2 separate regions of the Mus musculus genome follow, and region 2 is linked to region 1. A link is a contact called in ENCODE POLR2A ChIA-PET data. All regions are on one chromosome and are shown on one strand. The core of a region is the stretch at or near the end of the contact, and the rest is flanking DNA. Distances in the headings are between cores, read along the strand shown. Region 1 holds the start of Ptpn23 (protein tyrosine phosphatase, non-receptor type 23). Region 2 overlaps Ccdc12 (coiled-coil domain containing 12).

Region 1 (6,838 bases), core at 1,225-3,724:
AAAAACCAAGACTTCCTACTACCCCCTACCCCCTCCCTGTTCTAGCTCACATTGATCCCTTCCTGGCCTCATTTTTGGGATCTAAGCTGTTGCTTCTCTTTGCTCAGCAGGGCTTCCCCTCAGCTGGGACTCACCTGTTGTTCCTGAGTTTTGCAGAAATGGTGTCTGTAATGTTGGTATAGGGGCAGGTTCTAAAGAAGCCCAAGCTGGCCTGGAACTTAATACATAGTCTAGGTGGGGCTTGCCTTCTCACTTGGGGGTCACTTCTCACATGCTGTGATTAAATGAGTGTGCTACCCCCCCCCCCCCCCCGGATAGCTTAGTGAAAGATCTTGTGCGCGCGCACACACACCTTAGTCTTGCAGTAAAGCATATCTAATGTAATCCTTACAATTTTAACCATTTGAAGGCGACAGCTTTTAGGTACACTAGCTATTGTACCACCCCTCCCCCCACCATCCATCTTCAGAGGGTTATAATTCATAATGAAACTCTTCCCACAAACAACTCCTTTTGTTCTCAAATCAATTGCCGTGACAAAAATACCTCAAAATTAAAAGGCATTTTGCCTCATAGCTTCAAGGGTTATCGTAGGGAGGACCTTGATGGCCGAGTTCGCCTCAGAGCATCCAGAAAGCAGAGACACAGAACGGACAGCTGCACTAGCTGGCTTCCGACTCTCAAAAATTAGCTTTATCGTGTCTCTGCATAATGAATTGGGGGGGGGGCACACACAGGCCGTGGTGTACAACTCTGTCCAGCCAGTTTTCAATCCTCCTATCTTTAGGTTGATTCCCAAGATTGTTCCCGTGTTTGTGTGGCAACACCTTAGCTTCCAAATCATCCCCCCAGCTTAACATACTCTTTAAACTTCATTTTTTTGTGTTTTGTTTTGTTTTTTTAAAGACAAGGTTTCTCTGTGTAGCCCTGGCTGTCCTGGAACTCACTCTGTAGACCAGGCTGGCCTCGAACTCAGAAATCCACCTGCCTCTGCCTCCCAAGTGCTGGGATTAAAGGCATGCGCCACCACCGCCTGGCTAAACTTCATTTTAAAAATTATTGTATGTGTATAGGAGTTTTGCTTGGCACATATGTATGTCTGTGTACCACATGTGTGCAGTGCCCACAGAACCCAGAAGAAGACTAAAGGTCTGGAACTGGAGTTATAGACTGCTGGGAACTGCCATGTAGATGCTGAAAATCAAAGCCAGGTCCTCTGGAAGAGCAGCCAGTGTTCTTAACAACCAACCCACCTCTCTAGACCCTAACATACTTTTAGTATGGAAATGTCTGTTACTTCTACAAAGAGGACGTGGGCCCTACCTGGGTCGGGGAAACCCGTCTTGTGAATCCAGAGTCTTTATTCTCGGGCTCTACATTGCCTCTAAATGCATCTGTCCTCATCTTCACACAAACTAGACCTGAAGTCTTGCGCTCCCTTCTACATGTTCCTCCCAATTTCCTCATGTCAGGTAACAGCCTGTCAGCTATCCACCTAAACCAGGCAGAAACTTGGAAATCAACTTTGATCTCATTCCCTAACATGTACCCACCCCAACTTAGGATACTTTTTTTTCAAAATAGTTCTCAGATGTTCCTCAAAGTGCATTATCTACCCACTTTTTTTTTTAAAGCCTTTTTCACCCAAAGCCACAATCACCGGTCTCCTAGAAGACTACAAAAGGTCACTCACTACTTTCTCCGTTTCCTTATTTTTAAAATTTGTTTGAGACAACGTATTGTTATGTTGCCCAGTCCAGCCTTGAAATGACCTAGTCTCTTCCCTCAATCTCCGGGGTGTCTCCATTATTTATGTCTAAAATTTAACAATACACACAACACAGCTTTAAAATTCCTGTTTCACAGGTGTCTCCAGAGACAAATGCTCGTCGCTGTATAGTTCCTTCCAGAGTCGCAGTCTTCTTAGGTGTTAACTTGGCTGTTCAATGTATCCTACTAAAAATCAAGAACTCCTCAGGCTGCAGAGGGTGGTGGTGTGGAGCAGTGTTCCTGCCCCCTCAACCGCGGACAGAAGGAATCCCTTGGCACTTTTAGCCTGAGTTCCATCCCGCCATACAGTTTGCATAGCTCATGGCTGTCTTCACAACCCCTCTCCCTAACATCACACTAGTCGTTCTCTATGCAGCACTAGTCCCCATCCTTCACCGCTCTCAAGATTTGGGAATTACAAATTCATGGGTGAGTTTTTGAAGGGCCCCCCCGGGAGGAAGAAGAACGTTACGCAAACCAGAAAATCCCAGCAAAGCCTCAAGCTTAGTGGAGGAGATCACTATTCCCAGAAGCCCCTTCACCGTGGATTGGGTCGTCTCTCCACCCAAGACCCTTCGCGCGAGAAGACCGAGCATGCGCGAAGAGGTGTGCGCATGTGCAAAAAGACTACCGGGGTGGGGGGGCCGGACTGCACCTCCCAACAGGCTGCGGGGGGAGTGCGTCACTCCGCGTGACGAGCAGCTTCCGGCGTGGAGGGGCGGGGTTGCGCGCGCGGCTGAAGCAGCTGCTGGACCTGGGAGGGGAGCGGCCCTAGGGCCGCTAGGCGCTACCCGCGATGGAGGCCGTGCCCCGGATGCCCATGATCTGGCTGGACCTGAAGGAGGCCGGTGACTTTCACTTCCAGTCTGCGGTGAAGAAGGTGAGCACACCTTCGCCGCGCATCTCCGTCGTCTGCCCGCGCGTGACGCCCCCCCTGCGCGCCTGTCCCTCCCCGGGTTCCGTCACAGGTCGGGCCAGGCGTTTTCCCTTAGGATGGCCCACCCCTCCCCGGCCGGCACATCATCGTTTTCTCCGACTGGCAGTGCATCATTATGGGGACCCTCTTCCGGACTTCTGTCCCAGACCACCCGCGTTTCTACCGAGGTTCAGCGCTTCCTTGCGATGACGCTCCTGGACCCAGCTCTGCCCTGTTCCTCCATGTCCAGGGAGCCCCCGCGGGGAGCGATGGCGGTCCAGGGTCTACGGAGTCCATGCTAGGCCCGGGCCTTGGTGGCCTCCCAGTTCAAGACTGGACTAGGAAAGAATGTGTGTTTAAGACCGGAGCCCGAGTGGTCCATAGGAATGTCTGGCTCTTAGAGTGTGTGACTGAGTGTGTGTCTGTGTGCAGTTGGATGTCTGACCCTCCAATTCTCTATGGTCTCCTGACAAAATTTCTGTTCCAAAGTTCCTTTGAACCAAAAAGACAGTTTCTTGTTGATGATTAGAGGGCTTGAATCACGCTAGGGCTCTTGGCATCCTATGAGTCATTGTGCTGGCTAGAGCAGTCGTTTGGAGCTCACTGAGGCAAGGGGTTTCCGTGGTGAGATCAGGTGTGGTGATGTGGAACTGGGTAACCTCCGAGAGGGCCGTAGCAGCAGTGGGCAGGTGGGGAGCTGGGAGGAGTCTTGGGGATTTAGCACAGCAGCGGTTGGAGTAGACAGTCTAGAATCCTTTACCACTCCGTGGTATTTAGGGAAAGGAGGAGAAAGAAAATGGGTTTGGAAGTAGTTTCCGATGGACTTGCCTCCTGGATTCTCTTCATATCACCACTTCCTCTGATCAGGCCCTACTTGCTTGAGGATAGGGTGAGGTGCATTCAGGTGCCGGGTGTGTGGATGTGGTGGTGGTCCAAGCTGTGAGTATCAGACCCAGACAGAGCCTGGCACAAGAAGCTAGGCAGGTGCTCTTCCACAGAGATATATGCCCCCAGCCCAGACTCCTTTCCCCACCTGTAAGACCAGCGTAGTAAGCCAATTGATCTAAATTTACAGACTTTTGTTAATTCTTTACCATCTTCTCTTTTTTTGTTTGTTTGTTTGTTTGGCTGTCCTGGAACTCACTTTGTTTGAGGCCTCTCAGAGATCCGCCTGCCTCTGCCTCCCAAGTGCTGGGATTAAAGGCGTACACCACCACCGCCCACCACCTGGCTACCATCTTCTGTTTAATATTATGAGGTGAATTTTTCTAAAATGTATCAAAATTGAGGAAGATAAAGACATAGTATATTGGGCCCTGGTTATACAGAGTCTTACAGAGTAAAGCCAGTATTTTTAGTTTCCCATTCAGGATTCTCTCTGACATAGCCTAATTCTTTGATCTTTTGTCTCACTCCTGTTGTAATATGTTATATGTTTGATCTGTGTTTCTGTGATTTAGGTATTCTACATTCTGTTCATAATTATTACTTCTTCTTTCCTTAATAGGCTTTTCTCCATGTTGTACTTTTGATTGTGGAAATTATATTACCTCAGTGGTTGCTACCTCAGAACTGTTAATTTTGCTAGCTAGGAATCTTAGTGTAAATATCTGATATGCAGGCTATCTGATCTGCTACCCCAAAGGAGCTGAGGCCTACATGTTGAGAATCACTGGTCTACTTAAAAGAGCTCTCATGTTTGCCCCACAGAGAGGCAATAGGGCCATTCTGTAATCTCTGTGAATTGGTTCCATTCAACTTTCAAGGTCCAGCTGTATGTAGCTCTGACTTCCAAAAAGCTTAACTTAATCTGGATTAGTCTTTTCCTCTTCTGAATTTCCTTCCCTTCACCCTTTCTTTAACAACAGTTCCATGTGCTGTGTTTGATCTTTATGTGTGTGTGTGTGTGTGTGTGTGTGTGTGTGTATGTATGTGTGTCTGTGTCTGTGTCTGTGTCTGGGTGTGTGGGTTCAGGCATGGCAGTCCATTTGTGTGGAGGCCAGAGGTCAGCTTGCAGGAGTTAGTGTTCTCCTTCTGCTAGGCAGGTCCAGGGACTCAAACTCAGGTGGTTAGACCTGGCAGCAAGTGCCTTCCTCCCCTGACCCTGCTACTCTGGCCCTATATATATATTGGGTTTTGTTCGTTTTTCTCTTTTCAAGACAGGGACTCACTATGGAGCTTTGGCTATCCTGGAACTTACTATGTAGACTAGGCAGTCCTCAAATTCACAGGCCTGCCTTGGCCTCCTAAGTGTTGGTATTAAAGGTGTTCTCCGATACACTCTGCTCCTATATGTGCTGTGTTTTAACCCCATATTCAGTTGGGATACCAGAGGGGCCTCTCCATGTTCCTTTAGCCTAATACCCTCTACCTAGGAAAATGTTTCTCAAATGACTGACAGTCTAGAGCAGCGGTTCTCAAACTTCCTAATGCCGCCCCCTTAATACAGTTCCTCCTGTTGTGGTGACCCCCAGTCATAAAATTATTTTTGTTGTTACTTTATAACTAGTGTTGCTACTGGGTTTTTTTGTTTTGTTTTGTTTGGTTTGGTTTTTCGAGACAGGATTTCTCTGTATAGCCCTGGCTGTCCTGGAACTCACTCTGTAGACCAGGCTGGCCTCGAACTCAGAAATCCACCTGCCTCTGCCTCCCAAGTGCTGGGATTAAAGGTGTGTGCCACCACCGCCCTGCTAATGTTGCTACTGTTATGACTCATAAAGTAAATATCTGGTATGCAGATGATCCTAGGCAGCCCCCGTGAAAGACTCATTTAAATCTCCAAAGGGGCCATGAGCCACAGGTTGAGAACTACTGGTCTAGAGGGAATTTAAATTAGATTTAGATTATGTTGACCCTAAATACATGAAAAAAAAATCTTTGTCCAGGGCCTAGACAAATGGACAGTAGAAAATAAAACATCTCTCTTATGGAAGCCTGGAGTTTGATTCTCATGGCCCACATTGGTTGGCCAGTTCAAGACTGCTGGTAACTCCAATTTGGGTGTGTTTATGCGTGGGGGTGGGATGGGGTAGGGGGATGAGACTCCCTCTTCTGGCCTCCGAGGGCACCTGTATTCACATGCAAAACCCACATACGTTTTAATAATAATATCTCAGCCTAGTCAGATATGGTGGTTATATGTCTGCACTTGGGAAACAGGCAGGAAGATGGGATTCCTGGGCTGCATAGTGAGACCCTGTCTCAAAATAAGACATAATCTCAGTTCCCAAATCCCTAGGTTTTGGAGGGTGGGAACATTGGTTAAGACAGAGCGCTACAGAATTACAGGCAGTTATGGCCTCAAACTTGCTATATAGCAGAGGCTAAGCTTGAATTCCTGTTCCTCTTGCCTCAACCTCTCCATTGCTAGGAATACAAGCAAATGCCACCGCATCAGGCCTCCAGATTTCTGTTTGAATGTAACTTTTCTTTTTTAAAAAGATTTATTTATTTTGTGAGTACACTATAGCTGTGTTCAGACACTCCAGAAGAGGGCGTCGGATTTCATTACAGATGGTTGTGAGCCACCATGTGGTTACTGGGAATTGAACTCAGGACCTCTGGAAGAGAGGTCAGTGCTCTCAACTCTGATCCATCTCTCCAGCCCAAATTCTGGTCAAGAAAGACCCTGAGAGCACCTGTTCTCAATGAGAGGCGTTGCTCCAGAAATACAATTCATACTGGGCATGGCCACATATACCTTCAATCCCAGCACTTGGGAAGTAGAGGCAGGTGGGTCTCTGTGAGTTCAGGAGCAGCCTAGTCTACATAGTTCCAGGACAGCAAGAACTATATAGTAAGACCCTATCTGAAAAGGAAATACACACGAACATACGTTTCCCTGAACATTAGAAGAGATTCTGCAGAAGCCACTCTAAGAGCCTTGGAACTTACTCTTCCCTGACAATAGAGGCCTTGCCTTACTGTTTGCCTCTGGTCTGGTTGTCATTCTCTGTCCTCACTCTAAATGCAGAAACTACTGTTGACTTGGTGGAAGCTCAGGAGAGAAAGAGAGAGAGAGTAAAAATTGGTTCTGTTGACGGTTCAGCCATAGCAATACAGGCAGTCATTCCAAGGTTTTTGTTTTTTGTTTTTTGTTTTTTACTGGTGCGGAGTTTGAACCCAGGGTCTGCTAGGCATGCCTGACAAGGA
Region 2 (6,711 bases), core at 1,633-4,132, 280 kb before region 1:
TGGGAAGTCTTGTCACCCTTAAACTATCCCGAGGAAGCTGGAGACCCAGCAAGAGCTGACAGTATGGATCACTTCTCAATGCACAGACAGCCAGCCCACATTTCCATAGGAGTGGGCCCTCTGTGTATCAATCAAGAAAAACAAGGTCTTGAGCCAGGAAAATGGCTTAGTGGGTAAAGGTGCTTATGGGCAAGCCTGGTGTCCTGAGTTTAATGTTTGGTGGAAGGAAGGAACAAGTCCCTGCAAGGTGCCCTCCGGCCTCCACATACACGTAGTAGCATGCACATACCAAGCCCCCACCCCACCCCAAAAAAAGTAAATTCTGAAAGACATTAAAAAACAAGGCTTCAAAATCCTTCCCTTCCCATGCAAACGACCCTTAAACTCCCCAACCCCCACTCCACCCCACCCCGCACCATGTAGTTCCCTAAGAGGACAGTGGTTCTAACGCAAAGTCAATGTCACAGGAAAGAAAAAGAGTGACAGATGGCCATGCAGTGCCCAAGGCAGGGGCAGGAAGAAGCTGGCAATGCTGGGGCAAGCCTGGTAGGTCTCACAACAGGACCCTGCTGCCTGTCCTTAGAGCCAGGGCCACCTCATGCTGGGGTGGAGGAACTTCCTGTTGGGTGCGGTGGCCCCTGGGAGCTGGGTTACAAGGGCATTTAGTAGGGAAGGGCAGCCACTGGTGTCTGACTCACCCTGAAGATGGAATGATAAGCTCTGGATGGAACAACACTGTGCTTGGGACCAGAAACTGCGGGCTCTTTACTGCCCAGAGGCTGGGGGAGACAAGACGGTGATCACAACAGACGCTGACTTCTCTAGGCACTGGACTGTCTGTTGTGCTTCCCTCTCTGGGTCTCCAAATGCAAATCCTAGCTGCTTCGAGGACCCTGTCTGAGGGTCCACTCTGACAATAGCAACAGCCTGTGCGTTCTTGGGAAGACACCTGTCTTGCTAGTCTATACCCTCAGGCCCGACACCTGCTCCGCATAGAGTGTGCGCTCCAGCTGACAACCCAGTGGGAAACCAGGCTGCGCTGACTGTGTGGCCCTGGGCAAGTCTGGCTGTGGTTTCCTCATCTCTGAGAACAAGGACAATCATGGTGACATCATCAAAGTATTACAAGACGGAAATGATGGGGGCGGAAGGGAAAACCTGCAGCTTGGGTGGGCAGGTAGCTCCCAGAAGAGCAAGGAGGAGAGGACTGTAGATTGGGCACAGGGCTGCAGTCCTAACAGCTGGCACCTACAGAGGTCACAGGGGGCTTTCATTCCCATGGGTCTTCTGTGATGCTCTCAGCAAACCTCTGAACAGAAGAACACTGTATGTCCTAATGCCTGCTTCATCAAGGGCATGAGACAATGTTAGGGCATGTTAGACGATGCCTTCGAAGGGATGGGGAGGTGGCTCAGCAGAGAAGAGCGCTGGCTGTTCTTCAAGAGGACGTCAGTTCAATTCCCTGCACCCACAGGGTAGCTCAAAACCACTTAAAACTACACGTCTAGGGGATCAGACACCTTCTGGCCTCCATGTGGGTACCAGCCATAGGCATGGGTCTTCTGGTCCTCACTCAGAGCTCACAAAGTGTGACATGGCAGGCTGGGGACCACCAGGCCAGAAGTAGGTCACAGCAGGAGCCACAGCTCTCCTGTGGGTACAGCTAGTCTATAGAGGCCTGTGGACAGAGAAAGAGAAAGAAAAAAACAAAGTGCCTGGCTGGCAGCTGGCAAAGCAGCAAGGAAGCCGGAGATAAGGCCCAGAATAGGAGCTGGAATTAGGTCTGAAGTCAGGCAGGACAGGCTGCAGAGAGACTGGGAGGAGGCAGCGAGGCTGAGACTCTGGTAGTGACTCACCGGGGAAAAGAAGGTGCCTTGGACAAAGGAGGTGGCAGTGCTATGGGGACAAAGAGAAAGGGTGTGGCAGCTTTCTTGCAGACTAGAGCTGAGGCTTGAGATGTGTACAGAGGCTGTGAGGGGTCCATGCTGGCCAAAATACCCTCAGCGATAGGAAAGAGGGCTCCTGGTTGCAGAAGAAAGGCAGGACTAGCCCCACTGTCCACTGAGACCGGGCAGCAGCATGCCAGGCTGATGCAGCTTCTGCCGCATCCCATGGCTTTGAGCCTGGGATCACTGATATCCTATGTGTGGTAGAGGAACATAGGGCACTGGCCTCAGGCCAAGTCAGCTCTTGTTCTTTCCAGAAGTACAACTGGGCATCCTGCCACAAGTGCAAGGGAGGCAGCAGGTAACTCCTCCCTCCCACATATTTCCTTTATAAGTCCACAGACATTGGCCAGATCCCTGATGCTAGGAATTGCATGCATTGCAAGCTGGGAGCTAAGGAGAAAAAGCATTAGCACACACTGAGAATTCAAGTGTGACGGGGATCCTTACCCCAGGTACCTGGTCAGACTCGAGGGGCAACGCCCCCCCCCCCCCCACACACACACACACATACCAGGTTTGAGAGGGTACAGCTTTCTGGAGAAAAGCCCAGAATGCTTTTGGATTCTTAGAGGGCAAGGTTGGAAGGGGGCAATGGCACACAGACCCAGAACAAGGAAGGGATGGTATTGACAGCATGACAAGAGGCAGTGGCTCTCTAGGTGGCTGGGGAGAGTCTCTAAAGTACACCTCCCTTGTCCTGCCTGTTAAAGAATGAATGGGAGGGGCAGGGGGCAGAGGGAGGGCAGAACAGGGAACAACTGGTACAGATGGGTGAGCACACGTCCTTTCCAGTGCCCAGGACTTCACCCTCCCCAGCAGCAGCAGGAAATAACCAACTGGAAGGTTAGGCAGAGGGCACAGCACAAACCACAGCCCCCTTTCCCTTTCCAGGGAGCCAGACTAGACCATTTCACCTGGGCAGCCCAGAACTGAGGCTCTGAACTCCCAAACTCCTGACGGGCTTCTCCTTACAGGAAGCCCTGAGGCATACAGGAAGCCTACACCTCAGGCTTGGACTGAGGTGAGGACAAGGAAAACCTTATACCAATCCGCACCCATGTTGGGGTTGCAAGCAAACTGCAGGACCCTTTTTGGGACAGGTGGCCCTGGCGGTACTTCAGCAGGGACACTTGAGGCTTAAGTAAGGGGACCAGGTCCACTGTCCCATGCACACCTTCTGCTCCATGATGCCTACTATGGGAATGCTTACTGGAATCCTGGCCAAGGTTCAAATCCTGCTGCCCAACAGTGATGGGCCAGGCTCATACCTGACTCTTGTGCTATTTTTCCTAGGGAGTCACCACCACCCACCCAGCACCTTGGTTCAATAAAACTCAAGAGAGCGGCCGGGCATGGTGGCACATGCCTTTAATCCCAGCACTTGGGAGGCAGAGGCAGGTGGATTTCTGAATTCGAGGCCAGCCTGGTCTACAAAGTGAGTTCCAGGACAGCCAGGGCTATACAGAGAAACCTTGTCTTGAAAAAAACCAAAAAAAAAAAAAAAAAAAAAAAAAAAAAAAAAAAAAAAAAAAAAACCAAAACAAACAAAAAAAACTCAAGAGAGCTGACAGCCAGTTGAATTACTGGAAGCACAACAGACTCTACCAACTGAGCCACATCCCAGCTCAATCTTGCCTACTTTTGGAGAGAACAGGAGAGATAAAATGTAAGTAGGGTCAATAAAACAAAAGAGCATCAATCACACTAGGGTCCCAATGACTAGGTGAGCTCTTTCGGGAGTTGGACGCAAACATTCACTTCTGTCCTGCTTTTCCCACTTGTGAGTGATAACATTATATAAGCAACTTACTTAAATTGAGTAATACTGATATTACTGAACAAGATCAAGTTTATCCAATTAACCACTGCAAACATTTTATAAGGTCAGCATTCCTTCCTGTTTTCGTAGATGAGCAAATCAGAGGCACAGCGTAATTAAGTAACTCATCCAGAGTCACACGGCCTGGGGCTGACAGAACCCCAGTGGGGGAGGGGGAAGGGTGGCCTTCAAGCTGCTCCTCTCTGAATGCCTGCTCCTTGCTCTGGTCCAATTCTTGCCCTGACATGGCACACAGCTAGTCTCAGTCAGTCTGTCTGTCTCTCTCTCTCCCTGACTGACCTGGAGCTCTAGATACAGACTACAAATGGCCTTGAACTCACAGATGCCAAGCATGTCTGGCCTCTCTGTTAGACTCTAAAGCACTTTTACGACACACCACGGGGTTGAAAGGGCTTCTGATACCATTCTAGAGTCATATAAGCCAACTGTCAAAAGCCCCAAACACAACCATTTCTGGGCCAGAAACTCCAGTTCAGAAAGTCGAAGCAACCAGAACAATTCAGGCAGAGGTATTCAGAACAGCGAACAGCGCTCAGCGCTCGTCGCAAGGGATAATTGGAACTGTGATGCTGGGCATCATCTAGAGGGCCAGCTGCTCAGTGAAACAGAATGTGAGGGCACAGCTGAGTCCCACACTAACTACAGAGCCAAGGTTGCTACCATGGCAACACTACACTTAGACACGGCTAAAGACTTGATGGGGTGGAGCTGCCCAGCACAACTGTGTGCAATATCTTTCCATTTTACTTCCATTGTCAAAAATTTACCAACAGCCAGGCGTGGTGGCACATGCCTTTAATTCCAGCACTCGGGAGGCAGAGGCAGGCAGATTTCTGAGTTCGAGGCCAGCCTGGTCTACAGAGTGAGTTCCAGGACAGCCAGGGCTACACAGAGAAACCCTGACTCAAAAAACCAAACAAAAAAAAAAAGAAAAAAAAATTACCAACAAACAAAAGCAACCAGCAAATCCACACTCAAGGGACTTATTGTCTTGGCCATGCTAACCCTGAACTGTTTCCGACCCTGACTGGGAAGCAGACCTCAAAAGCCTAGTCAGTGTCTTAGGACACCCCCAACCCCAGCATTGCAGGGCCCAGACAGGGCTGGCTGAGGCCGGCACACACCAGCATCCCTTTGTAATCTGACTATACACAGCAGCAGACACAACAGACACAGCAAGCCTGGTCCCCTAAATTAGTAGAGACACCTCTGTTATGCAGGGCTCATTATTCACTGAGCATTTTCAGCTAAGATGCTAAACGGTGAGGTCATTTCCCCCTCCTTCCCACCTGGCCTCACTTCCCTCTTTTCTTGGAGGGGAAAAGCTGCCTCAGCAGCAAAGCAGAACTCCTGACTGCCAAGACTTCCTCACCCACTCTCAGCCTAGGTGCTAGAAAGCCCATCACAGAGCCCCGAGGAGGCTGCAAGGTGCAAGACTTCTAGTGTGCCAGCTTCCCGGGGAAGGTGTAGCTGGTCTTTGGCTACTTTTTGGGTTCTTCTTTCTTCCACCCTTCTCCACACTTTTTCCAACCATTTCAACCCCCAACACTAAATAGAAGAGAAAAAAGGACAGAAAAGAAAGGGGGTGACGCTATTGTTAGACTACTTCCTGATGATTAGAGGTGTCGAGTTCCTTGGGACTAGTTCAGTCTTCGTCATCAGGATATCTAATTTCTTGTCTCTTCTTCTTGCAGTACTACTTAACAAACCATGACCAACAGCCAATGACTCATCTTACTTCACAGGGCCCTACCAGCCTCCGAAAAGTCCCCAGAGTTTGCACCATCACACAATCCCAGAAACTATTTGCTGCTGGCAAAATCATGCCCCTGCTAGAGCATGAGGCAAATCATAGTCAGCTGCAGTGGACAGTCTGAAGCAGCCCCATATTCCCCCACCTGGATTAAAACAAAAACGTAGAGGCCCATTGGACTTGCAAACTTTATATGCCCCAGTACAGGGGAACACCAGGGCCAAAAAGGGGGAGTGGGTGGGCAGGGGAGTGGGGGTGGGTGGATATGGGGGACTTTTGGTATAGCATTGGAAATGTAAATGAGCTAAATACCTAATAAAAAATGGAAAACAAAACAAAACAAAAAAACAAAAAAAAACAAAAACGTATTCTTATAATAGTTCTGTGTTGGTTTTTTGTTGTTGTTTTTTGGTTTTGTTTTGTTTTTTGTTTTTTAAATAAACCAAGATTCCAAAATTGTCACTAGAGGAAGGTGCCTGGGACCTCTTCCGGGACTTCATGGTAGTCAGCCAGGGAAGGGTCAACTGATCATCAGTTGTGGGCCTGGTACAGCCACCCAGCATCTCTGTTCCTGCTGCTGCTAGGCCAGGCTGGAAGAGCACATGGCTTCCCCTTCCTCCATTCCATCCTAGGATGCCGAGGCTGAGCCAGGAGGGAGTCCATCTCCCCAGTTCTCACCATCCTGGGATCTGCAAATGATAAGCAAGAGCCCAGAACCTCATGGCCCTGCAGAAGACACCCTTCCACTTCCCACACACAACACACATCCAAGCCAGCTCTGCTTATTTGCACCATTTCTGGGTCCTTCCAAAAGTGCCTTGTCCACTTCCACTCTTGTCAGGCAACACAGGCACCCGACAAGATGCACCTATGTCAACAGCACCTATGACCTGGGCTCAATCAACTGCTGAGGCAGGGTGCATGGAAGGATACATGCAGCAAAGCTATAGCCCATTTGCATGAGTTGTCCCTTGACCTCCACATGCCTGAAGTGATGGCACAAGTCCCCTTCTAAATAATAAACTAGTTTGTTTGTTGGTTTGTTTGTTTGTTTTTGCTTAAACAGGATGTAAATCAGTTGACAGAGTGCTTCTAGCAAGAAAGTAGCCTTATGTTTGATACCAAATACCATATAAACCAGGCCAGAGTGGTACATGTCTGAAATCTCA

Evidence for each region. ChIA-PET counts read pairs that join two places held with the same protein, here RNA polymerase II (POLR2A).
Region 2: POLR2A ChIA-PET joins it to region 1 with 22 read pairs in Patski. The contact joins the enhancer-like site here to the promoter of Ptpn23 in region 1. POLR2A ChIA-PET finds 5 or more read pairs at or near these places in 2 of 5 experiments (Patski and embryonic stem cell).

Annotation. Positions count from the first base shown.
Region 1 is chr9:110,403,846-110,410,683 of GRCm38, reverse strand. Ptpn23 (protein tyrosine phosphatase, non-receptor type 23) reads left to right here and starts at 2,474. Exons shown (of 25, transcript NM_001081043.1): 1 at 2,474-2,650. The coding sequence starts at 2,567.
Region 2 is chr9:110,679,727-110,686,437 of GRCm38, reverse strand. All of the region lies in intron 1 of Ccdc12 (coiled-coil domain containing 12), which reads right to left. Among named protein-coding and RNA genes, the nearest start is that of Gm35715, 7.9 kb to the right of the region's middle. Within about 2 kb of position 2,882, at least 1 of the 3 ENCODE cell types and tissues checked has a DNase peak (open chromatin) inside an H3K27ac peak, as active enhancers do.